Linked DNA regions of Homo sapiens: regions 1, 2, 4, 5 and 6 are each linked to region 3. A link is a contact called in ENCODE Hi-C or POLR2A ChIA-PET data. All regions are on one chromosome and are shown on one strand. The core of a region is the stretch at or near the end of the contact, and the rest is flanking DNA. Distances in the headings are between cores, read along the strand shown. Region 1 has its middle 21 kb from the start of ARHGEF3-AS1. Region 2 holds the start of ARHGEF3 (Rho guanine nucleotide exchange factor 3). Region 3 holds the start of PDE12 (phosphodiesterase 12). Region 4 holds the start of PDHB (pyruvate dehydrogenase E1 subunit beta). Region 5 holds the start of ABHD6 (abhydrolase domain containing 6, acylglycerol lipase). Region 6 overlaps PXK (PX domain containing serine/threonine kinase like).

The links. Hi-C counts contacts between places; a loop is a spot of excess contacts on that map. ChIA-PET counts read pairs that join two places held with the same protein, here RNA polymerase II (POLR2A). Pooled maps may share reads with other maps.
Region 1: a loop to region 3 is called in a pooled map, with 16 times the contacts of the local background. The contact joins the enhancer-like site here to the promoter of PDE12 in region 3. A Hi-C loop is called at or near these places in 1 of 37 single-sample maps with no recorded cell type and 8 of 50 pooled maps. POLR2A ChIA-PET finds 5 or more read pairs at or near these places in 1 of 52 experiments (H1).
Region 2: a pooled map shows a loop between it and region 3 (5-fold over the local background). The contact joins the promoter of ARHGEF3 here to the promoter of PDE12 in region 3. A Hi-C loop is called at or near these places in 10 of 50 pooled maps. POLR2A ChIA-PET finds 5 or more read pairs at or near these places in 2 of 52 experiments (activated CD4-positive, alpha-beta T cell and activated naive CD4-positive, alpha-beta T cell).
Region 4: a pooled map shows a loop between it and region 3 (6-fold over the local background). The contact joins the promoter of PDHB here to the promoter of PDE12 in region 3. A Hi-C loop is called at or near these places in 1 of 37 single-sample maps with no recorded cell type and 9 of 50 pooled maps.
Region 5: a map of CD4-positive, alpha-beta T cell shows a loop between it and region 3 (4-fold over the local background). The contact joins the promoter of ABHD6 here to the promoter of PDE12 in region 3. A Hi-C loop is called at or near these places in 1 of 168 maps with a recorded cell type or tissue (CD4-positive, alpha-beta T cell), 1 of 37 single-sample maps with no recorded cell type and 10 of 50 pooled maps. POLR2A ChIA-PET finds 5 or more read pairs at or near these places in 1 of 52 experiments (activated T-cell).
Region 6: a loop to region 3 is called in a pooled map, with 4 times the contacts of the local background. The contact joins the enhancer-like site here to the promoter of PDE12 in region 3. A Hi-C loop is called at or near these places in 1 of 37 single-sample maps with no recorded cell type and 2 of 50 pooled maps.

What each region holds. Positions count from the first base shown.
Region 1 is chr3:56,916,669-56,921,138 of GRCh38, reverse strand. It overlaps a transcript of ARHGEF3 not described here. Among named protein-coding and RNA genes, the nearest start is that of ARHGEF3-AS1, 21 kb to the left of the region's middle. RefSeq lists enhancers at 4,238-4,327, 4,254-4,470. Within about 2 kb of position 1,843, at least 3 of the 41 ENCODE cell types and tissues checked have a DNase peak (open chromatin) inside an H3K27ac peak, as active enhancers do.
Region 2 is chr3:56,799,369-56,803,774 of GRCh38, reverse strand. It overlaps ARHGEF3 (Rho guanine nucleotide exchange factor 3), which reads left to right and starts at 1,826. Exons shown (of 10, transcript NM_019555.3): 1 at 1,826-2,072. The coding sequence starts at 1,977. RefSeq lists a silencer at 1,657-1,826 and an enhancer at 4,191-4,240.
Region 3 is chr3:57,554,822-57,558,902 of GRCh38, reverse strand. PDE12 (phosphodiesterase 12) reads right to left here and starts at 2,629. Exons shown (of 3, transcript NM_177966.7): 1 at 1,216-2,629. The coding sequence starts at 2,523. It also overlaps a transcript of DNAH12 not described here. RefSeq lists enhancers at 167-799, 1,696-1,865, 2,356-3,135.
Region 4 is chr3:58,432,224-58,436,373 of GRCh38, reverse strand. It overlaps PDHB (pyruvate dehydrogenase E1 subunit beta), which reads left to right and starts at 2,542. Exons shown (of 10, transcript NM_000925.4): 1 at 2,542-2,606; 2 at 2,690-2,743. The coding sequence starts at 2,565. LOC107986092 (a long non-coding RNA gene) reads right to left here and starts at 2,779. Exons shown (of 4, transcript XR_007095933.1): 1 at 2,132-2,779. RefSeq lists enhancers at 915-1,524, 2,567-2,786 and a silencer at 2,267-2,506.
Region 5 is chr3:58,235,079-58,239,335 of GRCh38, reverse strand. It overlaps ABHD6 (abhydrolase domain containing 6, acylglycerol lipase), which reads right to left and starts at 1,544. Exons shown (of 10, transcript NM_001320126.2): 1 at 1,420-1,544. RefSeq lists silencers at 1,303-1,792, 1,803-1,972 and an enhancer at 1,194-2,133.
Region 6 is chr3:58,347,554-58,351,868 of GRCh38, reverse strand. All of the region lies in intron 1 of PXK (PX domain containing serine/threonine kinase like), which reads right to left. Among named protein-coding and RNA genes, the nearest start is that of PXK, 17 kb to the right of the region's middle. RefSeq lists an enhancer at 2,084-2,363. Within about 2 kb of position 1,933, at least 9 of the 41 ENCODE cell types and tissues checked have a DNase peak (open chromatin) inside an H3K27ac peak, as active enhancers do.

The sequences.
Region 1 (4,470 bases), core at 594-3,093, 640 kb after region 3:
CATGTCTCTGCCTCCCTAACCACTGGGATTACAGGTGTGAGCCACTGCACTGGCCCATGAGTTTTTTTTTTTTTTTTTTTTTTTGAGATGGAGTCTCGCTCTGTCACCCAGGCTGGAGTGCAGTGGTGCAATCTCGGCTCACTGCAAGCTCCGCCTCCCAGGTTCACATCATTCTCCTGCCTCAGCCTCCTGAGTAGCTGGGACTACAGGTGCCCGCCACCACGCCTGGCTAATTTTTTTTTGTATTTTTAGTAGAGACAGGGTTTCACCACGTTAGCCAGGATGATCTTGATCTCCTGACCTCGTGATCTGCCCGCCTCGGCCTCCCAAAGTGCTGGGATTACAGGCATGAGCCATCGTGCCCGGCCTTGGCCATGAGATTTTTTTACTACCTATTTTTAAATTCAGTTTGTGGAATTTTAAAATTTGAAGTATCAAATGGGGTATGTTTAAAGACCTTGAAATTCCCTTTCCAACTGTAAGATTTTGTGACATTTCTGGCTTGTTAAGTACAAATAAGAAAGACATTAAGGAACCAGGATAAAGTTCAAATGGAAAGAATCATCGTTGCTTGCCAACTTTTAATGAAGAAGTAATTCTGCTAAAATCTAAATATTTTATTTTATGTAAATGAAATTCTCACAACCCTGACGAGTATGTTCCTTATAATATCTTTGGTAAGGAAATTGCTTGGAACTTCTCAACAGAAAATACCCTCAGATATATCGAACAAGAACACAGGAAACATGGTTCTGGTTCTAGTGATACCATGACACTTTTGGTGACACCTTAGTTAGGTCCCAGTTTTGGTGCTAATCTCTTTAGAGCCCAACAAGAGGGGTTGTTACCAGTTTGGTTATTTAACCAGCTGTGGGAAAACAGGGTTCATCTTTGCATCGTAGGCACCCTATAGGTAGTTTCCTGTGTATAAATATATGATTCAACTCTATATACTGAAAGAAAAATACCATACCCTGAAAACCTATGCCCCCAGAATTTTGTAGGTTTTTTTCCCCCTTTTAACATTTCTCTCCAATCTATGTAGAATTTATGTTGGATGAGTATGAAGAAGGGCTTTAAAATGAGGCTTTTCATTCCAAGAGGCAAGTGAATTGTCCCATTGTTAGCGATCCTTCTCTAGTGGTTTGTGCTCTAATATGTCAGATTCTTGAATATCCCAGAGCAGGTTTCTCGCTGTGTCTTCTGAGGGCTGTATGCTTGTAGCAGGAGCTCTGAAGTAAGCTTGCTAGGCCCCACTCCTGACCAACCTCACCACCTCTAGGCCACGTGCCATGGGTAGGCGTACACCACCTTTTTGAGTCTCAGTTTTTTTAAATCTGCAAAAAGAAAGATAATAATAAGGCCTACTTTGGGACTGTTGTGAGGATCACGTGGGAAAATACATGGTAAGTGCTCATATTAAAACATAAAAAATCCTTAGTCGCTGTGGTTTCAGTAATTGTGGCTGTATGATATGTTAATATCCACACACAGGTGCACTTTCATCATGAGTTATCAACATTGGCAGAGGTAAGAGGAATGGACAATGAGAAGTGACATTTCAAGTGTATCTTTCGTATTTGCTAAATGTCCACAGGGCAGGTGGCTAAATGAGTTAATTTCCTTCCATACCATAGCATGCTCTGCAGTAAGAGGTCAAAAATGTGCGTGACAGGGAAAGATGCCCTGGATGTTAAATGAAAAAAGAAGCAAGTGGTAGAACAATGTTATCATTCTATTTTTGAAAAAAATAAGATGTTACACCCAGCAACTCGTGTTTTTAGACAGAAGGAAATGTCTGGAAGGATTACCACCAGAGGGTGCAAACTGGTGGCCCCTGGGCCAAATGTAGCCAGCAACTGTGTTATGTGGCCCATACAGTACTTCTTATGGTGATGAATAGTTGCCAGCATTTACAAATTGAGAGATTTTACATAAAACCCTGAATTTCAGGCTTCTATTGAAAAAATTAGAATGTCTGCTCACCCTGGATGATTAACCCCTTAGGAACCCGAAAAGCTGGAACTGACCTAAGACAAAAACTCTCAGTGGTGCCCCAGTGCCCACCTGGCCTTTTCTTTCAGGTACCTGACCCCTGCTCCTAAATCCTTTTGGGTTTATGAACCTCTGTCTACGTCTGGCTTTTTAACACCAGTGCATCCAGCAAATGGGATCGGGATAGAAAAAAAAGTAGGGCCTTTGGGAAGACTCACTTTTTACTTTATATACTTCTTTGTGGTTTGAATGTGTATACTTCTGTGTGGTTCGAATGTGTGACAGTGATGCTATGTTACTATTAAAATGTAAAAACCAATACATAAACATGTTTGAATACTTAGTAGTATCCTAGATGCCATAGAGAAGACTCCTGTTCCTTTTGATATCCCATTATAAAGCTCAAAATGAACGTGGACCTTGCGGATCAGAGCCTCTTACTATTGAAATTCTCCTCTTGAAGTGCCTTCTTCATGGACCCATTTCAATCCGGGAGTTCTTGCTTCTGGTCAGAGCAAGGGCATCAGAGGAGACGGCCGTGCCCTGTTTTTGCTTCCTTTTTGCAGGCTTGCATCCCTTTCCCCTGCCAGGGCATCTGTTGGCCCTCTCTCTGCCCCTCCCTGCTCCACTGCTACCTGCCCTGGAGCCCCTCAAGTTTCACCTCTTGCACGAAGTGCTGCAGCCCACGGGTTTCAGTTCTTCTTTCCCATTCAGTCAGCAGCCGGAAGTTAGGTTGAATCATTCTAGGATTTGTTCATGTGAATGTTTCCTTCCTCCTCTCCAAAGAAATAAAACGTACAATGCCCTGGTCGTCTCACATTTCCAGTGAATCCTTACTGGGGTGAGGCTGGCCTTGGCTGCTGGGACTCCTTGAAGTGGCTTGTCAGAAAATACTCCAAGAGAGGAATGGCTGGGTGATGGAGCCTCCCGCATTTCCCAGGGCACTGTCTTTCTTCATCGGCTGAATTGTCCCCAAAGCTAGCTAATCTCAAGTTGTTTACAGGCTTGTTCAAATTTAGGACCCTTCCTGTGTAGGAGGCTGGAACAAGACGCCTTAGGAATACCTGCCCTTACCCCTCCACCAGCCACCACTTAACCAGCTTGCTTTGTGGGGAGTCAGGCTTTAGGAAATAGGGAATCCCAAGGACAATCTGAAACCCACCTCTCAGTGGACACTGTCATTTGATCTGACACTCATTACCGAGTGCTTCCAGGTGCTAGCTCCATGGTGACCCAGATGCTTGCCTGAAAGGCGTAAGGCTTTTTACAGTGATTTCACTTCCTCCTTTCTCTAAGCAGGTGTGATTCCCTCACACTTTTTGAAGCAAGACCCAAGCCTGTCAGTTCAGCTTCCAGACCTATTAAAGTACTTGGTGTCTTCCAAAATACCCTGTAGTTCTGCACTGCCTTGCTGTTGAGTTTGCCAGTTCTTTTGCCTAGAACACCCATCAGAACGCTGCCCATGTGTCTCTGGCTCTGAGAACCCTTCTCAGACTTTGTCCCCATGAAAATGCATTTGCCAAGCTCACTTATTTCCTGGACCCCTCAGCACTTTTTGCAAATTTCTGGCAACGTGAATGGAAAGAGCCTGCTTTCTCATAAAAGTCTTGGATTTAATCTCCTTCTGTTAGACCGGAAGCTTGTTGTTCAAATGAACCTGCTGTCTTTGCTGGGTCCCCAGACTTTACTCAGGCTTGAGACAGAGGAAGGCTCTTAAAAATCCGTGCATTTGTAAGAAGGCCCCAGGAAACCCTGGGCTAAATCTTAACAGCTAAAATTTGTAATTAGGAAGATTTTTGCAAGTCAAATACTACCCCATTAGATAACTAAAATAAATAAATAAATAATTGAGAACTACACTGGAGTTATGTCTCCTTGAGTTTGAGACCTTCTGCCAATGTGCAAGGAGGGTGAGAGTGCTGGTTTGTTTGTGGGGAAGGAGTGAGCCAGGCATAGTTTTCAATCTGAAACCTTGTAGTTTCCTATGAGACAAGTCTACCTCACCCAAGAGGTCTGGGTTTTTTATAAGGCAAGGAACTGGAGCAAGATGTTCATTCTGGTGAGATCCCCACTTCATAAAACAAGAAATGTCAGCCATGAATTATTTCCATAATAGCTCTGAGCAGGAAGACCTCTTGTTATCCATGACAAAAGTTGAAAGGGAGGTTTCCAGAAGCAGCTATTTTGAAAGGGCTCTGAAGAGAAGATGCCAGGTTTGCATAAGACAAAAAGAAACGGATGGGTGTGTAGTTGCTTTTGAACCGCGACTCAGTGTGGGCTCTGTATCCCGGACAGGGCTACTGATTCTTGGGTAAAGTTCAAGTAGATCATTGATTCCTCTTTGAAGACCCAAAGCTCTCCTCCCAGTGTCCCTTCTCCTAGTGATGCTTTATTTTCTATTTCACCCCAGTGTTTGGGTCTGCAAAGCTCCAGGCAGCACAGCCGCTGCAGCCGATGGGATGCTTCACATTGCTT
Region 2 (4,406 bases), core at 577-3,076, 750 kb after region 3:
GCTAGAGTGCAGTGGTGCAACCATAGCTCACCACAGCCTTGAACTCTTGGGCTCAGGAATCCTCCCACCTCAACCTCGGGATTAGCTGAGACTACAGGCATGCACTACCATACCTGGCTAATTTTTAAATTTTTTTGTAGAGGCAGGGTCTTGCTATGTTGCTTAGGCTGGTCTTGAACTGTTGGCCTCAAGCCACACTGCTGCCTTGGCCTTCCAAAGTGTTGGGATTACAGGTGTGAGCCACTCTACCTAGCCATCTTTTCTTTTTTCTTTTCTTTTCTTTTCTTTTTCCTTTCTTCCTTCCTCTATTTCTTTCTTTTTTTCTTTTCTTTTTTATTTTTTCTCAGGGTCTCTGTCACCCAGGCTGGAGTGCAGTGGTATGATCTTGGCTCACTGCAACTTCTGCCTCCCAGGCTCAAGTGATCCTCCCACCTCAGCCTCTGGAGTAGTTGGGATTACAGGTGTGCACCACCATCCCTGGCTAATTTTTTGTATTTTTTTTGTAGACACAGGGTTTCACTGCTGCCCAGGCTGTATTTTTCTTATAAAAAATTTTAAAACATGAGCTATAAGCTTAAGTCCCTTTTGTTCACTATCTTTAATTCTTTAAACCCAGGTGCCTCCCTTCAGCCACAGGGGAACTGGTAAAAGCTTGCTGTGGATTCTTGTAGACAGTGTTCAATGCTATTTACCCACAAATATGTCTTTATAGAAAATATATGATATTCTTTGGTAAACTTGTATTTTTTTTTAACACAAATGGTATTGTATTATGCTTAGTCTGCAATTATTTTTAAACTGAGTCTAATACATTGGAGATCTTTCCATGCCACACCCATAGACCCATCTCCTTTTTCACTGCTGCTAAGCGGTATTACACAGTGAAGAAAGTTTATTTAAGCACTCCCTATTGATGGATATATTACCATTGTTTCCAGTTATTTTTTATTTTTTACTGCCCCAGACAGGGCTGCTGCAAACAACCTTAAGATCAATCGCCTTCTTGGGCATTTATAATGTCATTGTTTCTCCAAAAAGGATCCAGAAAGGTGTGGTAGTGCCAGGTCATCCATGCACAGCTTTATACTTGAAGGACACTCTGTCAGATTGCCCTCGAGTGTCAGGCAGCCTCTGAATATGCTAGTCAAATTTAAAAGTTGGTGCAAAGTGGGAAAGGTCTCGAGGGAATTTTCCGGGGGTGGTGGAAATGTTTCGTATACCGACTGTGGAGGTGGTTATACGGGTGTTTACATTTGTCAGAACTCAACAAACGGTACTCTTAAAATGGGTGCATTTTGCCATTTGTAGATTATATTCCACTGACATTCATTTAAAAAACCAAACAAAAACAAAACAAAACAAAAAAAACGTGCAGTGGCCTGGGAACAGGGTAAGAGAGAACACCACCCCTTTCTAATGTGGGCTTTTAAAACGCTCGCTTTTCCCCCCAGGCTCCTTCCTGCCTCCAGGTGTCACTACAGCCTCCTTTCTCCCCGTTGCCCGGTTTCGCCCCAGCCTCCTTTCTACCAGCAGCCTTTCACCCGGAGAGTGCCAAAGAGCCCGAAAGGAGCTATCATGGGGTCTGCCTGCCCCGCAATCGCGGCCCACGCTCTGCGGGGGCGCCCGGAGTCGAATACCAGCGGGGAGAGAGAGGTCCCTCTCCACCCGCGGGACCGCCCCACGCCCCTCGCAGCCCCAGGAGGTGTCCGCGCTGCGGCACGTGGGCCCTCCCGGCAGCGTGGGGCGGTGCCGAGCCGGCGGCCCGCCCCCTCCCCACCCATCAAGGCGTGGCTGGCACGGTCCCGCCCACTCGGCTCCGGAGCCCAGTCGAGTCCTGCCCGGCTAGAAGCCGGCTGTCGGTCTCCGTGTCGCCGCCGCCGCCCGGCATCGTGGAGCTGGGGCCCCCTTTTGCCTGGGAGTTTTGTAGTCGCCTAGGGTCAGCGGTGACATCCCAAAGGGCAGGCCCGGCAGCCGCCATGGTGGCCAAGGATTACCCCTTCTACCTCACGGTCAAGAGAGCGAACTGCAGCCTGGAGCTACCCCCGGCCAGCGGTCCGGCCAAGGACGCTGAGGTAGGGCCGCGCCCTGCACCTGGACCTCTATGGGTCATCTGCCTGTCTCGTCTGCCTCCATCTCCCATTCTCGGCGCCCGTCCAGTGTCACTGTCTCTGTTTCCATCTCTCACTCTCCGTGTGTGCCACTTTCTCTCTCTACATCTCTCCCACAGTCTTCTTTGTGTCTCCCCGTCGCCATCTCTCACCCTGTCTCCTTTTCTCTCGCTTTTTCTCTGTGGACCAAGCACTAGCTGCCTCCTCTCTCCCTGTCCCTCTACCTGCCGGTCTGGGAGCAACTGCCTCCTTGCCTTTGCAGGGCTCTCAGACTGTCCATCTTCTGTCTGGACTCTCAGAGGGACTTTCTCCTACTGTCAGCAAGCCCCAGTGTCAGGGAAGTGTCAGCAAGCCCCAGTGTCGCTACCCTTTAAGCGAGTTTTTTTTGCCTGGGTTGTGAGAGCAGAGGGACGTACCAGCCCTCTCACCTGTCAGACTTGGCCTTGCAGCCCTTTGGCAGCAAAAACAGGACACAGCGCCTCTGCCTATCACCTGTGGCCAGTGAGGGTCATTCAGCCGGGGGGCTGGGGCTAAATGAGTAAATTGGAGTGTCTCCCACATGGATCTTGAAAATGAATTAAAGTCCTTAGGGTCAATGGAAAGCTGCCTTGGAACATTGGAAACATTTCTCTTTCTGGGAACTTTCCTGTGCCTTGCGGGCGATGTGAAGGAGTGCTCCCAGGTTATGTTTAGTCTGCCTTTTCCTCTTGCGTGTTATTTCTCTGGCACATAGCTCACTGGCCTTAAAGGTTGGGTTCAGCTGGAGGAGAAAGCATCCCTCTCTTTGAGGGTCTTAGGGAATACAGTCGCTTTCGCTAGATTACAGCTTTGCTGTGGTCAAGCTGCGGTGGAACCCACAGGACCCAGCTAGTCATTGCCGCTCATGCGTGTATCTGGGAGCTTTCCACTCTCCCACACCTCACTCTGCGAACATCAAACATCACCACCACCACTGGGGAAAGGCTGAAGGCAGGTGTGCATCCGGCCTTGTCACAGCATTCTTGAGGTTCCACCCACTCGCCTTCCTTGGGTCTGCTCAGCTGTATGCACTTGGCTCACTGAATCATGTATATTCGGGAGCACACCATCAAAGATTCATTTCCTCTAGCAAGAGCTGCTCCAGGCTGACAGGACTCCAAGCAGTCTCTGGTTGTATTCAGCTTTCTATACGCTGAGCACAAACTAACTTCTCCCTCACTCAAACCCAACCCTACACTCCAGCTCAGTCGAATATTATCACAAAGAGTTTTTGTTGCCAGCAGCTGTGAAAGTGTGATGGCCCTAGTGGCATTTGCATAGAATTCAGGTTGGTCAGGCCTGGAATGGATATAATATTTTTTCAGTGGGAACTTCCTAATTTAATCAACATAGGAGCAGCGCAATTGGTGCCCACTCAAACTCCACTTGTAAGGAAGAAAGGCATAACCAATAAATTAATAAATTGAAGTGGGCCAAAGAAAAGAATAGTGAGGATAGCTGAGGACTCTAACCAGTCCCTTCCTACTATTACTTAGTCCTGTGTTTTTGAGTAGTTTAGCTAAAGGCTTAGGTAAAACTTGCCTGCTTAATTTCATTTTATTCTTATACATAGAATATAGATATGTCTATATATCACAAATATGAAACTTATCACATGTCAAATATTAATTTTCTTCATTGGTAGCTGGATCTAGACTATAAAATATGACTTATTTTCCTCGTATGGGGATATCCTGATGTGAGAAATAAGGAAGGGGTTGGAATAGTTTTGGAAATAGTTGGTAAATATTTTTCAGATATCACTATTGGGGTTTTTGTTTTTTAGTGTTTGATTTAAACACTAAATCAAGTATGCTTTATACACTTTGAGGCAGAGATATCTTTTAGCTTCATCGATGAGCATATCACTTCCTGATAATGGAAATTGGCAAAATTGGAAAAAGAAACCTAAGTGAGTTTAGTGGGTAGTTTTCTGGTTTCCTTATCAGCGCAAAAGGCAGCCAACCCTTGTAGGCCTAGCTTCTCCATAAGCAGTTAACTAAAATATATTTTCCACCAGTAGGTGTCGTCAGTATTCATAAATTAAAAAATAGCATTCGCTTGTCAGCCTTTTGAAAAACATGATTATATAATTGTTTATAAGCTAGGCATTGACTGTTAATTCCTCTGAAAGTATTTTTTTAAGAGTGATTGTTTTCTTTGTGGAAAGAATGTGGTTATAATAAAAAGAAAAATAGATCTATCCAGAGGCCTTTCTAGGAAAACAGGACTTGTTGACCTTCAAAGGCCGTTGCAACAGAGCACCTGTGCCCTTTAAAC
Region 3 (4,081 bases), core at 1,380-3,879:
CTTCCATCTCCTTCCCTTGATGAACTAGGACTGCAGTCATGAAATCCAACTTAAAGTTTCAGGATCTACATGACTAGGTTCAGTGTAACATGTTTTAATAATAGTCCAATATAGGCCGGGCGTGGTGGCTCACGCCTGTAATCCCAGCACTTTGGGAGGCTGAGGCGGGCGGATCACGAGGTCAGGAGATCGAGACCATCCTGGCTAACATGGTGAAACCCCAAACCCCGTCTCTACTAAAAAAATTAGCCGGGCGTGGTGGCACGCGCCTCTAGTCCCAGCTACTAGGGAGGCTGAGGCAGGAGAATCGCTTGAACCCGGGAGGCGGAAGTTGCGGTGAGCCGATATCGCGCCACCGTACTCCAGCCTAGGTGACAGAGACTCCGTCTCAAAATAATAATAATAATAATAATAGTCCAATATATAAAGCTAGTAATATAAACAATACATTTTACATGACAACACTTTGACTGGAGAAAGTGTTTTCAAGCGTAAGCACAGGCTTTGGAGTCAGGCAGACCTGGGTTTGAATACTCATTTCACCATTTATAGCAATGTGACCTGCAAAAAGATGCTTTTCTAGCCAGTTTCGTACTGGCAGTCACTGACAATACCATCCACCTCATGGGCTGTTGTGTGGAGTCAATTAAATGATCTTATAAGGTGCATGAAACACCTTAGGTACTTAAAAAATGGTAGCTGCTCTTCTTATTATGAACAAAATCAATTACTTAAAAACTTTAACACAAGAATGACATCTATAAAATGGGAATAGGGGACTTACTGTGAAGATTCAATGAGCCTATGATTTAAAAAAAACTAGTTTATATTTATGGAGCACTTCAAAACACACCACGCTCTTAAATTTTAAGTACTTTAAAATGTGCCAGAACAGTGCTTGGCAAGTAGTAAAAAACATTAGCTACTATTGTTCTTGCATTTAGCGTGTGTCCCTCTCGCTAGATTGTAAGCACTGTAAAAGTCCCTGCTAGTCTTGTTCAAGGCAACCTGCAGTATGGCAGGCACACCAGAGGTGTTCAAAAAATATCTGCTGAATGAATGAAGAGTAAACTTTGTGCTGAAGATACAAGGGCAAACACACCTTTCAACAATATCTGGATACTTTCATCGCACTTTTAACCCCCACCTCATTCCTCGCCTTCCTGGCCCCTAAAAGTGGGACAGTATGTGAAGAGACGGGCGGAACTACTTTACCTGAAGAACAGAAGATCTCTGGAGCACCTTCTCCTGCGCTGATGGGTACAAAACTAGTTTCTCCAGCAGTTCTTTGTGAAGTGGGTCGGACTCGAGGGCTTCGTAGAATGAAATGTCATGCTGGCTAAGAAGGCTGAACTTAGACTTTCGGTAGAAAGTGGCCAGGCCTTCGTGCTGCTTGATTCGAAACACCCCCTCGAGCCCGAAGGCCTCTAGGGCGGGTACCAAGCTGTCAGAAAACACTGCGCGGTCAACCTCCTGCAAACAGATGACATCGGCGTTGTAGCCGGTGAGTTCCTTCTGGATAAGGTTCTGGCGGTAGTCGAGCTCCAGGGCGTAGGGGGCACAGTATGGGTACAGAACCGTTCGCGAGAACTCAGTCTGCGCGTACGTGTCTGCCAGGATGTTGTAAGAGACAGTGCGGATGAGAGCGTCCTCAGTCACCTTCTTCGTGTAGAGATGCCGGTGGTCAAAAGTGCAGGTGCCAGGCCCAGCCTCTACCACACACACACTTTCCAACTCCCGGCTGTGCCCAAAGCGCTGCCCATCGCCTGGGGTGCAGTGAAGCTTGAGCCTTAGCCCGATGTCGGCATTGGACGGGGTGTAGACACGCTCCTCCACATCAGTCTCAGTCCAAGAAGAAGAAGGTGAGGAGGGAGACAATGACGAGGGGACACCGACCTCGGGCTCCGCCGCTCCGGGCTTGGCTTCCTTATACCAGCGGAAAAGGGAGCTGGCGGGATCCCCAAATTCGAGGCTGAGTTTGGGGCACACAGGGAACCCGGCCATGATGTAGCGCGGCAACTGCAGTTCGGTGAAGGCGGGCGGGTTGCGCTCCACCTTGTACTTAACATCGCCGATCTGCAGCACCGCGCCGTCTTGCCAGGCATCCACGTTGAGCACGTCCTCAGCCACTGCCTCTTCCCGGTAGTACAGCTTCACCACGGGCTCGCAGAACACAGCCGGCTCAGGCCCCGGCCCTGAACAGGCCGCACCGCCGCTAGCATTCGGCCGGCTCTTCCTGCTCTTCTTGGCGGCGGCCGCCTTAGCGTGACCCTTTAGGGCATTGGTAGCGATGCGGCTGAGGACTCGACCCAGCGGCTCGCTCTGGTCGCGCTGCATGTTCTTGTGGCTACCATCAGCCAAAGCGAATGACAGGCTCAGCTTGGGTTCCGAAGGTACGCAGCGCACTACAGCGCGCTCCATCGCTCCCGCCGCTGTCTGGCTCCCCGCTTCAGCCCGGCTCAGCTTCTCCACCGCCGTCCGGATCACCCGAAGCGCGGCGCGGGCGCCTGGGAGCCTCCACATGAACCTGGTGGCCTAGCGGTCGACAAGACCCGCGGCCGATCAGCGGCCTACTGTCAGGTGGAGCTGAGGAGCCGAGGCCGCCGGCTTTGACTCATTCAGATCTCGCGACTTCCGGCTAGCGAAGAGAGGGAATGAAGTGCTTCCGACTCGCACTTTCGCCTAGCGCGTGGGCACGCATGTCTGTAATACTCTGAAGATTAATTTTTACCTACACGATAGGTCAGAATTATAGGGAAGTGAAGAAAATATAAAGGTGTCAGAGGAAAATACTAGATTCCACGGTTTTGTCGAAAGTGCATGCTGGTGACGGGAGGGCATGCCCTCCAAGCCGGAAGTGGATAGGGTGGTGTCACGTGTTCCGCTTCGTTGGAGGAGGTGGACACCTGTCTTGGAATCTTGGCTGACCAGCTCTCCTCCCTGCGCCCGGGACTGGACTGCGCTAGGACGTGGAGGCCTCCACCCGGATTGCGAGCTTTACTCGCAGTGTGGAAGGTGTTGCCCATTTCATCTCCACAGCTTTGCCGACCCTGATCGCTCGTTTCGGTGGCCTGGTGGGTTCACCCCAGGCTGAGCCAGCGCCTACGCACCTCTGAGCAGAGCCTTTGTGGTAGTTAACAACGAACGATATACAATAACTCCGTTTAGTGAGCGCAGACTATGCGAGAAACGCTACACACACTATCTTATTTAAGCCTCATAGTTCTTATGAGGTAGGTCTCTTTATCCATCGCTTTACAGATGCAGAGTCCCGAGATATTACCTGCTCAGGGTCACACAACTATTAATTGGCAGAAAGAAATAGTACTGACAAACTGCGGAAGGCTGTTTGTTATTTTTTATTAGAGACAGGTTGTCACTTTGACGCCCAAGCTGGAGTGCAGTGGCCTGATCATAGCTCACTGCCCCCTCGAACTCCAGGGCTCGTGCGATCCTCCCGCCTAACCCTCTCAAGTACAAACAGGCAAGAGCCACCCAGTGTTTATTTTTAGTTAGTAAATAGGAAGACTCTATTTAGTTACTACATTTAACAAATAAAATTACAGGATCTCAGTTAAATTCAATTTCAGATAAGGAATAATAATGGGGCATATATTAAGAAATAGTTGTTTATCTGTTTATTTTATTTTTTTATTTTTTAGGTAGGGCCTTGCTCTTTCACCCAAGCTGGAGTGCAGCTGTGCGATCTTGGCTTACTGCAACTTCGGCTTCCAGAGTTCAAGCGATTCTCGTGCCTCAGCCTCCCAAGTAGCTGGGACTACAGGCACACACCACCACGCCCAGCTAATTTTTGTATTTTAGTAGAGAAGGGCTTCACCATGTTTCCTGGGCTGGTCGCGAACTCCTGGCCTCAAGCAAGCCCCCCGCCTTACCCTCCCAAAATTCTGGGATAACAAGTGAAAACCACCTCCCCTGGCCTAAGGAATCGTGCACTTTATTGCTATTTCTTTTAAAGGTCTTAAAGACGCCGGGCCCAGTGGCTCACGTCTGTAATCCCAGCACTTTGGGAGGCTGAGGCGGGTGGATCGCCTAAGGTCAGGAGTTCGAGACCAGCCTGGCC
Region 4 (4,150 bases), core at 1,293-3,792, 880 kb before region 3:
AAAAATGGGCAATCAGCAGCCCTCAGGGCTGCTCTGTCTATAGAGTAGCCATTCTTTTATTGCTTTACTTTCTTAATAAACTTGCTTTTGCTTTGCACTGTGGACTTGCCCTGAATTCTTTCTTGTGTGAGATCCAAGAACTCTCTCTTGGGATCTCGATCGGGACTGCTTTCCTGTAACATCTCCTTTTGCTTGGCAAATCTGATCCTGAAATCTTTTGGTGCTAGGTTGTGGGAAAGGTGGGAAGGACTGATTCACTTTTTCATTCTGAGCACCACCCACAAACTTTTGGGGGCTGAAATCTCAAGTTCAGGAGTTTCTCAGGGATGCTGTGGCAGTCTAGGAAGTGCTGGCCATTCCTGAGGCCCTGGCAGGGACAGTTGGGACTAGACGATGGTGGCAGGTGAGGGAGACTCAGAAGGTGTTGATTCCATATCTTGAAGATCTTCTATCCATTTTACAGATGAAACAGTCCCAGAGAGTAAATGTCATCTCTATGCAGCTGTCCCCAAATTTCTACCTTTAGCCCTGACTAGGCCCTAGGCTCCAGGCAACCTGGGTATGTCCCAGTCATCTAAAGAATAAAGGCTGGCTGCAGTGGCTCATGCCTGTAATCCCAGCACTTTGGGAGGCTGAGGCGGGTGGATCACTTGAGGTCAAGAGTTCAACATCAGCCTGGTCAACATAGTGAAAACTCATCTCTACTAAAAATAAAAAAAATTAGCCGGGCATGGTGGCAGGTGCCTGTAATCCCAGCTACTCGGGAGGCTGAAGCAGGGGAATAGCTTGAACCTGGGAGGCAGAGGTTGCAGTGAGGCCCACTGCACTTCAGCCTGGGTGACAGAGTGAAACTCCATCTCAAAAAATAAACAAAAATACACTCTTACTTCCCCAGCTCCTGGCACTTACACTGCCCCAGGCTCCTCCCTTACCCCATCTATCCATCCAGCAATGACAAAAATCCAAAATTTTCCTCTGCTCTTCCCTAGCACTTACAGCATTCCTATTGATTCTAGCCCAAATAGATCTCAAAACTGTCCCCCTCCTCTCCATCTGGAAGTTGCCTCCTAGTCTGCCTCTGTTGCTGCCACAGACTTCCCAGCATCCGCCTGTTCTGCCTTTGCCTCCACCCCCTCCCATTCCCAGTCAGCAACCTACTGGAAGTTGCAAATTCCTAATTTGGCAGCCTGCAGCTGTGATCCATAGAAGGGAATGTTTGGAATGTCTTGGGGATGGGTGGAGACTGGGTGCTCAATTGTCCCATCTGACCCCCAAGGGCCAAATTAAGACTAATGAGCTTCCAGAGGTTGTCCCTATGGCCAAGTGTTTGGCACCTCCCCATAAGGGAGGAGACCACCCCTCATATTGTCTTATGCCCAATTTCTGCCTCCAAAGAAAGAAAAAGTAAAAACTAAAAGGCAGAAATGAAATCCACAAACAGACAGCCTGGTGCCACACCCTGGGCCTGGTAAAGATCGACCCCGACCTAATCGGTTATGTTAACTATAGATTACAGACATTGTATAGAAAAGCACTGTGAAAATCCCTATCCTGTTCCAGTCTAATTACCGGTGCTTGCAGCCCCTAGTCACATACCCCCTGCTTGCTCAATCAATCATGACCCTCTCACGCACACCTCCTTAGAGCTGTGAGCCCTTAAAAGGGACAGGAATTGCCCATTCAGGGAGCTCGGCTCTTGAGACAAGAGTCTTGCCCATGCCCCTGGCCGAATAAACCCCTTCCTTCTTTAACTCGGTGTCTGAGGAGTTTCGTCTGCGGCTTGTCCTGCTACATCCATAGGGCCGCCCTTCTCTAAAGTTGTTGTAACCTTCCCCCAAGCAGGAATCCACTTCTGCTTTAGGAAGCAGTGGGAAAAAGACCATGCTTTAGAGTCAAGACAGTCCTAAATTAAAATATCGGCTCATTTAATCAATTTCTGCTTCAGTTTAACCGTCTTCAAAATGGAGATAATAATAACACTAATTACCCAAGTGGGGTACTGTGAGAATGAGCTATACAGCACATATCTCAATGCTTGGCTCACAGTAGGTGCTTAATGCAATCAATGAAAGCTATGATGTGCATTATAAGGAATCAACAGACAGCACTGTCCAGGGAAGACTAGACTCACTCATGAAGTGTTAAGTTCCCCATCAGTAGAGCGTGTGCAAGCACTTCTTGGTGCCCAAAGGATTCCAGCACCCACAACAGGTTGGCCTAACTCTTAAGGTCTCTCCAGCTTCCAGAGATCATGCTCCTCAGGGTCTGACTTCTAGTCCCCACGCTTCAAGTAACACCGACCAGGCACGTGTGCCCAGCGTGCACCCCGCCTGTCGGTCACCGCCTACTGTCAATAAAGTTGATTTGAGGCGGCTCCAGGCAGAGGGGCACGGCCACCCACACGCCACCTCAGCCCGGCCCCGCGGCCCCTCACCCGGTGGGCGGGTGGGCGGGTCACGCAGCCGGCGCGCCTTGCCATTGGCCCGCGCCGGTGGAGGCGGGGCCTGCTCACGTCTGCCGGCCCCTCTGTTGTCGTTTGGCAGCGGATAGAGGACACGACCAAGATGGCGGCGGTGTCTGGCTTGGTGCGGAGACCCCTTCGGGAGGTAGGCAGCAGCGCGCGGCCTGTATTCCCACGCGACCCCTGCCCACCCTGCGTCCCGCCGTCATCTTCCTCTCTCCCTGCCAGGTCTCCGGGCTGCTGAAGAGGCGCTTTCACTGGACCGCGCCGGCTGCGCTGCAGGTAACAGGCGCGGGTGCTCGTCGGACGAGGGCGGGGAGGGTCCCCCCTTCTCTCGGGAAGGAGGCCGGAGTCGCGCCTGCGCTGTGGCCTTCCGGCGCCGTGGGCCTTGGGTTTGCGGAGCCAGCATCCTCCGTGGAGCTCCTGCTGCCTCTGTCGCCGCCTGGCAATTAGCACACCGGCGAGTCACCACCTCACAGCTGGCTGGGCAATGGGGGAAAACTAAGACTAGGCGTTTCCTCCCTCACTCCATGTTTTTTTCTTTAAATTGCAGCAAAATAGACCTAACTTAAAATGTACTTTTTAGAAGTGTATAATTCAGTGGCATTAAGTACATTCACCATGTTGTACAACCATTAACCACCATCCATTTCCAGAACTTTTTAATCATCCCAAGCAGAAACTGTCCATTACTCGGTAACTCCTCATTTCCCTTCCCCAAACCCCTGGTAACCCCTGTTGTACTTTTCTGTCTTTATGAGGTTGCCTATTCTAGAACTTCTTATAAGTGGCATCATTTGTCCTTTTGTGTCTGGCTTATCTCAGCGTAATGTCCTCAAGGTTCATCCATGTTGTAGCATGCGTCAGAGTTTGATTCTTTCCTAAGGCTGAATAATATATATATGTATATTTTTTTGAGATAGTCTCCCTCTGTCACCCAGGTTGGAGTGCAGTGGCGCGATCTCAGCTCACTGCAACCTCCACCTCCTGGGCTCAAGGGATTCTCGCGCCTCACACTCCTGAGTAGCTGTGATTAGATGCCGGTGCCACCACACCGGGCTAATTTTTGTATTTTTAGTACAGACAGGGTCTCACCATATTGCCCAGGCTGGTCTTGAACTCCTGGCCTCAAGTGATCTGCCTGCCTTGGCCTCCCAAAGTGCTAGGATTACAGGCATGAGCCACCTCGCTCAGCCCGACATTTTCTTTTTTTTTTTTGAGACGGAGTTTTGCTCTTGCTGCCCAGGCTAGAGTGCAGTGGCACTATCTCAGCTCACTGCAATCTCTGCCTCCTGGGTTCAAGCAATTCTGCCTCAGCCTCCCGAGTAGCTGGGATTACAGGCACCCGCCACCACACCCGGCCAATTTTTGTATTTTTAGTAGAGAATGGGTTTCACCATGTTGGCCAGGGTGGTCTCGAACTCCTGACCTCAAGTGATCCACCTGCCTTGGCCTCCCAGAGTGCTGGAATTACAGGTGTGAGCCACCGTGCCTGGCCTTGTTTTGTCTATTGTGAGTAATGCTGCTGTGAACATTGATGTGCAAGTATATGCTTGAATCCCTGCTTTCAATTATTTGGGGCATATACATAGAAGTGGAATTGATGGATTGTATGTTAATTCTCCTCTCCTTCCTTTTTTTAACTAGATTTTACCATTCATTATATTAAAAGAGCAACTCCTACATTCT
Region 5 (4,257 bases), core at 295-2,794, 680 kb before region 3:
ATTATTTTATCTAAATATTGCCACTACCCTTTAAAGTGGGTACTATTACCAGAAGCTGAGAGGCCCTTGCTGGTCTGAGAAAAACAAATTAGTGCTAGAAACACAGGTGATTAATTTCTGTTATTTCTAATTTCCTATATTATAACAATGTTCTTGATAAGAATTTGTTGAAATTGGGTAAAAAGTCTAGTGGTTCGAGGTCGGGTTGGGGGGGCGGTTGGGGGAAGGGGGTGGTTCTGAGGCCAGACTCACTTCGTGTCTTGGGAAGGTACCACCTCTGGAAGCCTCATATTCCTGCTCTCAGGAATGGGCACAGCGGTGGTACCTACCTCAAGGGGCTGTTGGGGAAAGTATGGCAGGTAATTCTTTTAAGGGGCTTAGGACAGGGCCTGGCACACAAGATTTGCTTATTCTATGTCAGCTATTATTCATTATAAACTACTTTAAACTCTTAGCCAGGTGGAGCCACTAGGGATTTCTGAGCAGGCGGGAGCAGCGGGGAGGGGGGCGGCGAGATAAATGAGGGCCTCCAGGTCCCAGCTGGAGTAAGACCCCCACTTTATTTCCTCTTCCTAACCACCCAGCTCCTGGGGCATACAAAGGGCTCAAAATACATATTCTCTGCATGCACAGTATCTAGACCCTCTGGCATCCTCCTCTTCCCCCACTCCCCCATGCCTCACTCTGTCACCTGGCCTCGCTGTGGGCTCAGGGGCGCAAACCCTGCACGTGCACTGCCCTGCAGCCGGCGTTACACAATCCGCATTTCTAAGGCAGCCGTGAAACCTGTGTCGCTGTAGGCGGGGGACCGCAAGTTGCCGGCGGGTACCTGGCTGGACAGCATCCTGATTCAAGTGTTTCGACACGGAAGGGGCGCAAGGGCACGGGAGCCGGGGCAGGCTGGGGAAAGGGAAGCTGAAAGGCTGCTGGGGGAGGGGAGTAGCGGAGCGAGATCTTGGGGACGGCGCGGAGGCGGCGCGTGACACGGAGCAAGATGCTATCTGGGTGGGCGAGCTGCAGTCCTTCTCCAGGAAATGGGGGAAACAGGGCTGCAGGACCCCAAAATCCTCTCGGCACTGCGAGGGGCGCCTAAGGGCTGCTGCGGGCGCAGGGGGTGGGGAGGCGAAGTAGAAAGAGGGTGCAGGTCCCGACCCGTCCTCACTCTGTCCCCCGGCTTCAAGAGGCTGGCTGGACCCAGGAAATGGGGCGCCGGGTTTCGGGCATCTCAAACCTATCCAGGCAGCGGGAGGTGGGGGCAGCGCCCGCGCGGGGAGCGGAGTGGAAAGGCAAGTGCAGATCGCCGACTCTTTCCACTCGATGCGCCGCTGCAGGGAGACACTGGGGGAGAGGTCACGGGGCCATCAGGGCGCCCCATCCCCCTAGGAGCGCACCACCGCCCGCCCGCCCGCCTCCGCTCACCTGACCAGCCTCAACCGCCTGGGTCCCGCCGCCGGGCCCGGACCCCGGCCCTCGGTCTCTAGCCCCGGGCTGGGACCTGCCGCCGGGCTCCTACCCGCGCCGCTCCCAGCTCCGGCGCCCAGCCCAGCTGGACTCCTTAAAGGCGCAGCGTGCCGGTTCGCGTCCTCCGACAGAAAAGCCGCCCCGCCCCGACCCGGCGCCGCGCGCTGTCCCCCAGCGGCCGCGCTCTGTTTGGGGGCTCCGGGGCGCTTATCCCCAGTTCCTCCGCGCGCTGCCTCACAGCGTTAAACCCGGAGGGTACAGTTAGCGTCTCGCACAACCCAACGCCGGCAACTGTCTCCTAGCACCCGAAAGCCACGGCGAGAGCAGGATCGCCTACAGAGGTACCGGGGGCGGAGCCCGAGCGCCCGGTCCCGCCCCCGCCCCCGCCCCCGCCCCCGCCCCGCCCCGCCCCGGAACGCACACGGTGGCGGGGCGCGGGGAGGGCCTCTGAGCCCGCAGAGCCACACACAGTTCCACATCCCCGGCCCGAATTCTTCCCGGCACTGTTTCACTTACTGAGCACCTACTGTGTGCCTGGCGCGGCTGGGCATTAAACCCGCCAAAGTGACTCAGGCAGGATCTCTGGATCTCTGCCCCGAAGGGCATCAGAGAGAAAGGGACAGGCAGGGGTTCTCAGGCAGCAAAGCAACACTGCTTGACATCGGTTGTCTCACGTAATCCTATGAGGTAGGCACTGGGGTCGACTTCTTTTCTCAGAAGACACCGAGGCTCAGGGAGGTGAGGGGCTTGCCCTGGATAGTCCAGGAAATGGGAGAAATGGGGGCGCAGGAGCCCCCAAATCCTCTGGACACTGCGAGGGCTCCACCCCAAGGAACACCGTAGGCGCTCATGCTCCCGCCCTGGCTCTCGGGTGTTTGGAGACAGTTGCCGGCGTCGGGTTGTGCGGGACGTCAGACTGTAAGGACTGAACTGGGAATTCCAACCGAGGATCGTCTGACTCCAAAGCTATACGGGAGAAATGGGCACCTGGAAAGGCCTTCGGCCACCTCTGGTTAAACCCCTGCTATGGTCGTTTCTTTCTTTTAGGGACAGTTAAACCCCAGCTTGGCCTGGCTACTCTTCCGTGTTTTCCATGTCTCAGTTTAGCTGCCACTTCCTCCAGGAAGCCTTCAGTAAGACCCCTTTGGGCTCACACTGCACTGTGGGCTTCTTTCATCAAAACATGTATTCGTTCATTTAACAGATATTTACTACACCTGTTAGGGGCCTTAGTGGCACCCAGATCTTCCTGCTGCACTGAGTGCTTGGCCTGCCACTCCAGACGTCAAGGGGCCAGGGCTCAGCAAGACTCTCTTGGCCGTTTAAATCCCCCACAAAGGCAGCCTTTGGGCCTCAGCCTGCCAAGGCCTCCACGCTGGTGGAGCCTGGCTGAGTGGTGCAGGTCCTGGGTTTTAAGAATAGGACACAGTCAAGAAGTCCCGGAGAAGTGGCAAAGGGGCATCTCTGAAGCCACTAGTGATCCCCATGCCTGTAAACCCTGCTCTGCAGGGCAGCTGGAATTCATCCGGAGTTTGGGACAGTCCCCCTGGCTTGGGCTGGAGCATTTTCCTTTAAATTGTTGGCTGCCTTATCACTTAGACTTCAATGGCTGCATGTGATTCACTTCAGGGAATGGCCCCCGAGTTTCAGTGGCAATTTATTCACCAAACAGCGGGTTGCTCAGTCCCACCTCTCTGGCTTTATCTCTCCTTACGGCTGAAGCAGAACCTTTCCAAGCCAGCAGTCCACCAACATCCCCAGAGCAGGTCCACAGAGATAGCACAAAATGTGGGGATTAAATGTCCTTCAGTCACTACTGGCCACCTATTGGATTAGCATCTTGGACTCAGGAACATTCACCAAAACAGGAGTCCAGGGGGTGAATAAATAGACAATGAAATTGATGAATGACTTCCTGGAAGGCCCCAGCCTAGAAGCCATCAATACACCTGGTATAAAGTTTAAAACAATTGCTCCTTAGTCTTTTAATTTTCCCTCTCCAAAACCTTAAAAATGGGTAGTTCATCAGTTTGGTGGGTTTTTTATTTAACTCACAGCCTGTGACCCTGGGCGTCTCCAAGGGCCTGGAATTTCTATATCCCGAGGGTTTTTTTCCCTCAGAGTTTTATATTTAGAAACACCTTTTTGAGCCCCATGTGGGAGTCACATTCTGGGTGACTTATCTCCACTGGATGGCTGACAGGAGAGAAACCTTATTAGCTCCAGTTTTACAGTGAAGGAGGCAAGAGGAGATAAGGGAACTCACCTCCGGCCCCTCCCTGAGCCGGTGATACCCCTGAGTGCTGTCACTGAGGAATCCCACCTAGGTGGGAGACCAGGGAGCAGTCCCAGGGGCCTGGTACTTTCCAGATGGCACCTTTAGTCATCCCAAATAGAAACTCCTTATCAGTGGACAGGTCTCACCCTAGCATTAAGAAAGAGTTTTGAAACCTTTCCTCTGCCAGCAGTTGCAGCAGAACACTCCAGGATTCACTCTGCCATGAAGCCTGTACATGTCTCCTGGATGCAGCAGCACAGCTATCAGAGCTGAAGGATGCCATTATTTAATGCGCACTTACTACCTTCAGCCGCAGGGCATCAAATCACTTAGTCCTCACAACACATAGTGAAATATGCTCACCTGTGAGTTATACTAACCCACTTTACAGACACACCGAGGTACAGAGGGGTTAATGGACTCACTCAAGATCCCACAGCCAGCTTATGGCAGGGCCAGCGGTCAAAGGAGTTCACTCATTCATTTATGTAGCAAACATTACTGAGAACCTACTACAT
Region 6 (4,315 bases), core at 684-3,183, 790 kb before region 3:
ATCAGCAAGCACAGAAGACGGTGGCAGCACTGTGAAGAGCACCCAGAAAAAACAAAAAGCAGCCATTCTCTTTAAATATGAGAAACAATTGTATCAGTCTCTGATTTCTAAGAAGGAGTACCATGACTCCAGCCTCTGTTGTCCTAGATTCTATGCCCACTTTTGGCTATTTTTTTTTTCCTACGTTTTTCAGGTTATCCTCAATGAGCATAAATTATTTTTACAATCAGGAAAAACAATTTTTGGAAAAGTTTCTCAGTTTGCTACACATGTAATTTAAAACATGATACTTTAAAATAAGAAATCCTGGCCAGGCACGGTGGCTCACACCTGTAATCTCAGCACTTTGGGAGGATGAGGCAGGTGGATTGCATGAGCCCAGGAGTTCAAGACCAGCCTGGGCAACATGGTGAAACCCTGTCTCTACAAAAAATACACACACACACACACACACACACACACACACACACACAAATAGCTAGCTGTGGTGGCGCACACCTGTAGTCTCAGCTATTTGGGGGGCTGAGGCGGGTGGATCACTGAAGCCCAAGAAGGATCATTTAAGCCCAGGGAGATGGAGGCTGCCGTGAGCCGTGATTGCACCACTGCACTCCAGCCTGGGCGATAGAGTGAGACCCTTTCTTGGAAAAATAAAATAAATTAAATAAGGAATCCTGAGTAATAAAGATTGAGATCATCTGAGCTTGGGTAAGAGCCTGGTATGTTATCAATGATAAATGCACCTTTTTTCCTTTGACAAGGGAGCTTTTGGTCATTTTACTACTCATCAGTACTTTCTGTGCTGGGGAGACTGGGAAAACAGAAGATGAAAGTAAAGTAAAGGAGCTCTTCTACTTGTAACAGGGCTGCTAAAGCATTTAGTGGGAGAGAAGCTTGAAACTATAGGCTGAAGTCAAGCTAGAAGTCCCTACTGGTTTTAATAATGGTCACCATCACTTAGGATAACGTACATATAAATCTATCCTTCCTACTCTGAGAAGGTTGCTGTGTCATCCTGAGACACTAGCTCCAATTTCATAACCAACTGTGGAAGTGACCACAGTACACATGCCATGCAGACACATATCTTCAGAGAGGGAGGTATAACTGCTCTGCTTATGGGGCACTTACTCTCTGCCTTCTAGCCCTCAGTTTACTCCATCTCCCAACAATGTCTGAAGGGAGGCGTCACTACATCTCTTATACAACAAAAACCCTGAAGCTCAGAGAGGGTAGATGCCTTAAACAAGGGCGCACCACTAGTATGTGATGAGAATAGACTCCACCCCAGGCCAGTCTGACCCAGGGGCACAGCGGTTCCTACCTTCTATGCCCTTGGACACAATACTTTCACATGCTCCAAGGACTCATTTTGATGAACAGAGTGCAGCTGGACAGGCAGAACCAGTCTATCAAGTCAGGGGGAAGCTGACAGGGTGAAGGGCAGAGTAAGGACAAGAACCCGGGCCTGGAGAATATGAGTTACTATAGCAATAGAGCTCTCAGAATACCACAACCACCTGGTTTTAATACCCCTATACTTTGCAGCCTACCTCCTACTACATGGACACAAACTGCTGGAGCTGAATGTAATGTGAGCACCACCTAGAAGTTATGTACAAGTAAGAAACTATTTTTTCTCCAAAATGTTAAGCAAGCCCCATAATGTACATTAGGCAGTTAAGAAGCAGTCGAAAGGAACATTTTTATAAGAACATGCCTAAAGTGGACATCAGGTTTATGTGATCCTCAGCAATTTGAATAGTAGTTAATTTCAGTTGTACAAAAACGGAACAGGGTCCTCCACAAAGCTGTTTTGCTTCTACACTGTGCTCCTGTTAAACTCCCCAAGGTACTAATAACGGTTGCACCTCAGTGAGCTTCCTTCCTGTGTGTTACTCTTAAAAACCACAGAGGCTCTGGGACTCAGTAGTCACAAAACCCCAATGGCTGCAGGGCTAGCAGGTTCTATCCGTTAAGCTCAGTCTTTCTCAACCAGTTCAGCAGTTTGAAGAGAGCAGTGACCTAAGGCTTGATATCCAATATGGTAGCCACTATGCACAAGGGACTACTGAGCTCTTGGAATGTGGATAGGGTGACGAAGGGACTGAATTTTTAGCTTAATTTTATTAGCCTAGTGGCTAAAATACTGGATAGTGTGCAGTTACAGACTGTTTATTTGCAGGTATAAACACAGATATTTATGAAAATGTGGCCAGGTGCTGTGGCTCATGCCTGTAATCCCAGCTCTTTGGGAAGCCGAGGAGGGTAGATCATTTGAGGTCAGCAGTTCAAGACCAGCCTGGCCAACATGGTGAAACCCCGTCTCTACTAAAAATACAAAAATTAGCCAGGCGTGGTGGCAGGAGCCTGTAATCCCAGCTACTCAGGAGGCTGAGGCAGGAGAATCGCTTGAACCGGGGAGGCAGAGGTTGCAGTGAGCCAAGATCACATCACTGCACTCCAGCCTGGGCGACAGAGTGAGACTCCGTCTCAAAAAAAAAAAAAAAAGATATTTATGAGAATGAAAGCATACTAAACATAGTGTGTTATGACTTGCTTTTTCTCTCACTTAATATAACATGGATCTCTCTCCATAACAACACATTTGGGATTTTATTTTTAATTTCTTTTGGAGATGGGGTCTGGCTCTGTCGCCCAGGCTGGAGTGCAGTGGTACAACCATAGCTCACTGCAGCCTTGAACTCCTGGGCTCAAGTGATCCTCCCACCTCAGCCTCCCTAGTAACTGGGGCTACAGGCATGAGCTACCATGCCTGGCAAATATTTTTAATGTCTGTATCTCTGCTGCCTAGTAGCCACAAGCAATATGTGGCTACTGAGCATCTGATATGTGGCTAGTCCCAATTGAGATATGCTGTAATTGTAAAATACACACCAGATTTCAAATACTTTTATGACAAGAGGAATGCAAAACATATTAATTAAAAAAAAGTACAGACAGGGTCTCACTCTGTTACCTAGGCTGGAGTGCAGTGGTGCAATCATAGCTCACTGCAGCCTCCACTGCCTGGGCTCAAGGGATTCTTCTACTCAACCTCCTGAGTAGCTGAGACTACAGGTATGCCACCACACCTGACTTTTTTTTTTTTTTAAGTTTTGTAGAGACTAGATCTTGCTATATTGCTTAGGCTGGTCTCGATCTCCTGGCCTCAAGCAATCCTCCCTCCTCAACCTGCCAAAGTGCTGAGATTACAGGCATTAGTCACTGCACCTAACATAGTAATAATTTTTATAATGATTCCATGTTGAAATTATAATATTTTGGATATATTGGGTTAAATATATTATTTAAATTAATTTCACCTGTTTCTTTTTACTTTTTTAACATGGCTACTAGAAAATGTAAAGTTACATATGTGGCTAGCATTATACTTCCATTGGACAGCACTGCCCTAAGGCCTCTGTCGTATGTAGTGAATTAACTCCATCCCTATGCAGCCAGAATGGAAGAACTGAGAAAACGGTCACACAAATCATTGTCTGGTTCTGTGGTTCAGAAGGAGACCACTAGCTTGTCCTCTTTCAACCAATGCTTAGTGGAGCCATCAATCAGGTCCACCACTCTGTAGGCCCTGACAACAGATCAGCTTAGGGATGGCTGCCAACTCTTACCTCTTTCATTCAAAGTTCACTAGTCAGCTGGGCACGGCAGCTCACACCTGTAATCCCAGCACTTTGGAAGGCAGAGGTAGGTGGATGACTTGAGGTCAGAGTTCAAGACCAGCCTGGCCAACATAGCAAAACCCCACCTCTACTGAAAAGACACAAAAATTAGCCGGGCACGGTCTCACGCGCCTGTAGTCCTAGCTACTTGGGAGGCAGGAAAATCACTTGAACCCGGGAGGTGAAGGTTGCGGTGAGCCAACTTCACACCACTGCACTCCAGCCTGGGCAACAGAGTGAGACTCAGTCTCAAAAAAACAAAACAAAGTTCATTAGCCTCATAGAAACCTTCAATCTTACTCTTTTTGCACCTCATTTTCTTCAACTACAAAACTGGGATAATAACTAATGCAATTCAAACTATCATGAAGGTAAAACAAAAATCTAGAAAAGTTTGGCAATTTCTTATAAAGTTTAGCCTATCACTCAGCAATTCCATTCCTAGGCATTCACTCAGGAGAAATGAAAAAATATATCTACACAAAGACTTTACCCAAATATTCATGGCAGCTGTATTTATAATAGCCCCAAACTGGAAATAACCCAAATATCTACCAACTGGTGAATGGATAACAAATGTTAAATCCATACAATGGAATACTACTCAGTAATAAAAAGAAACATATAAC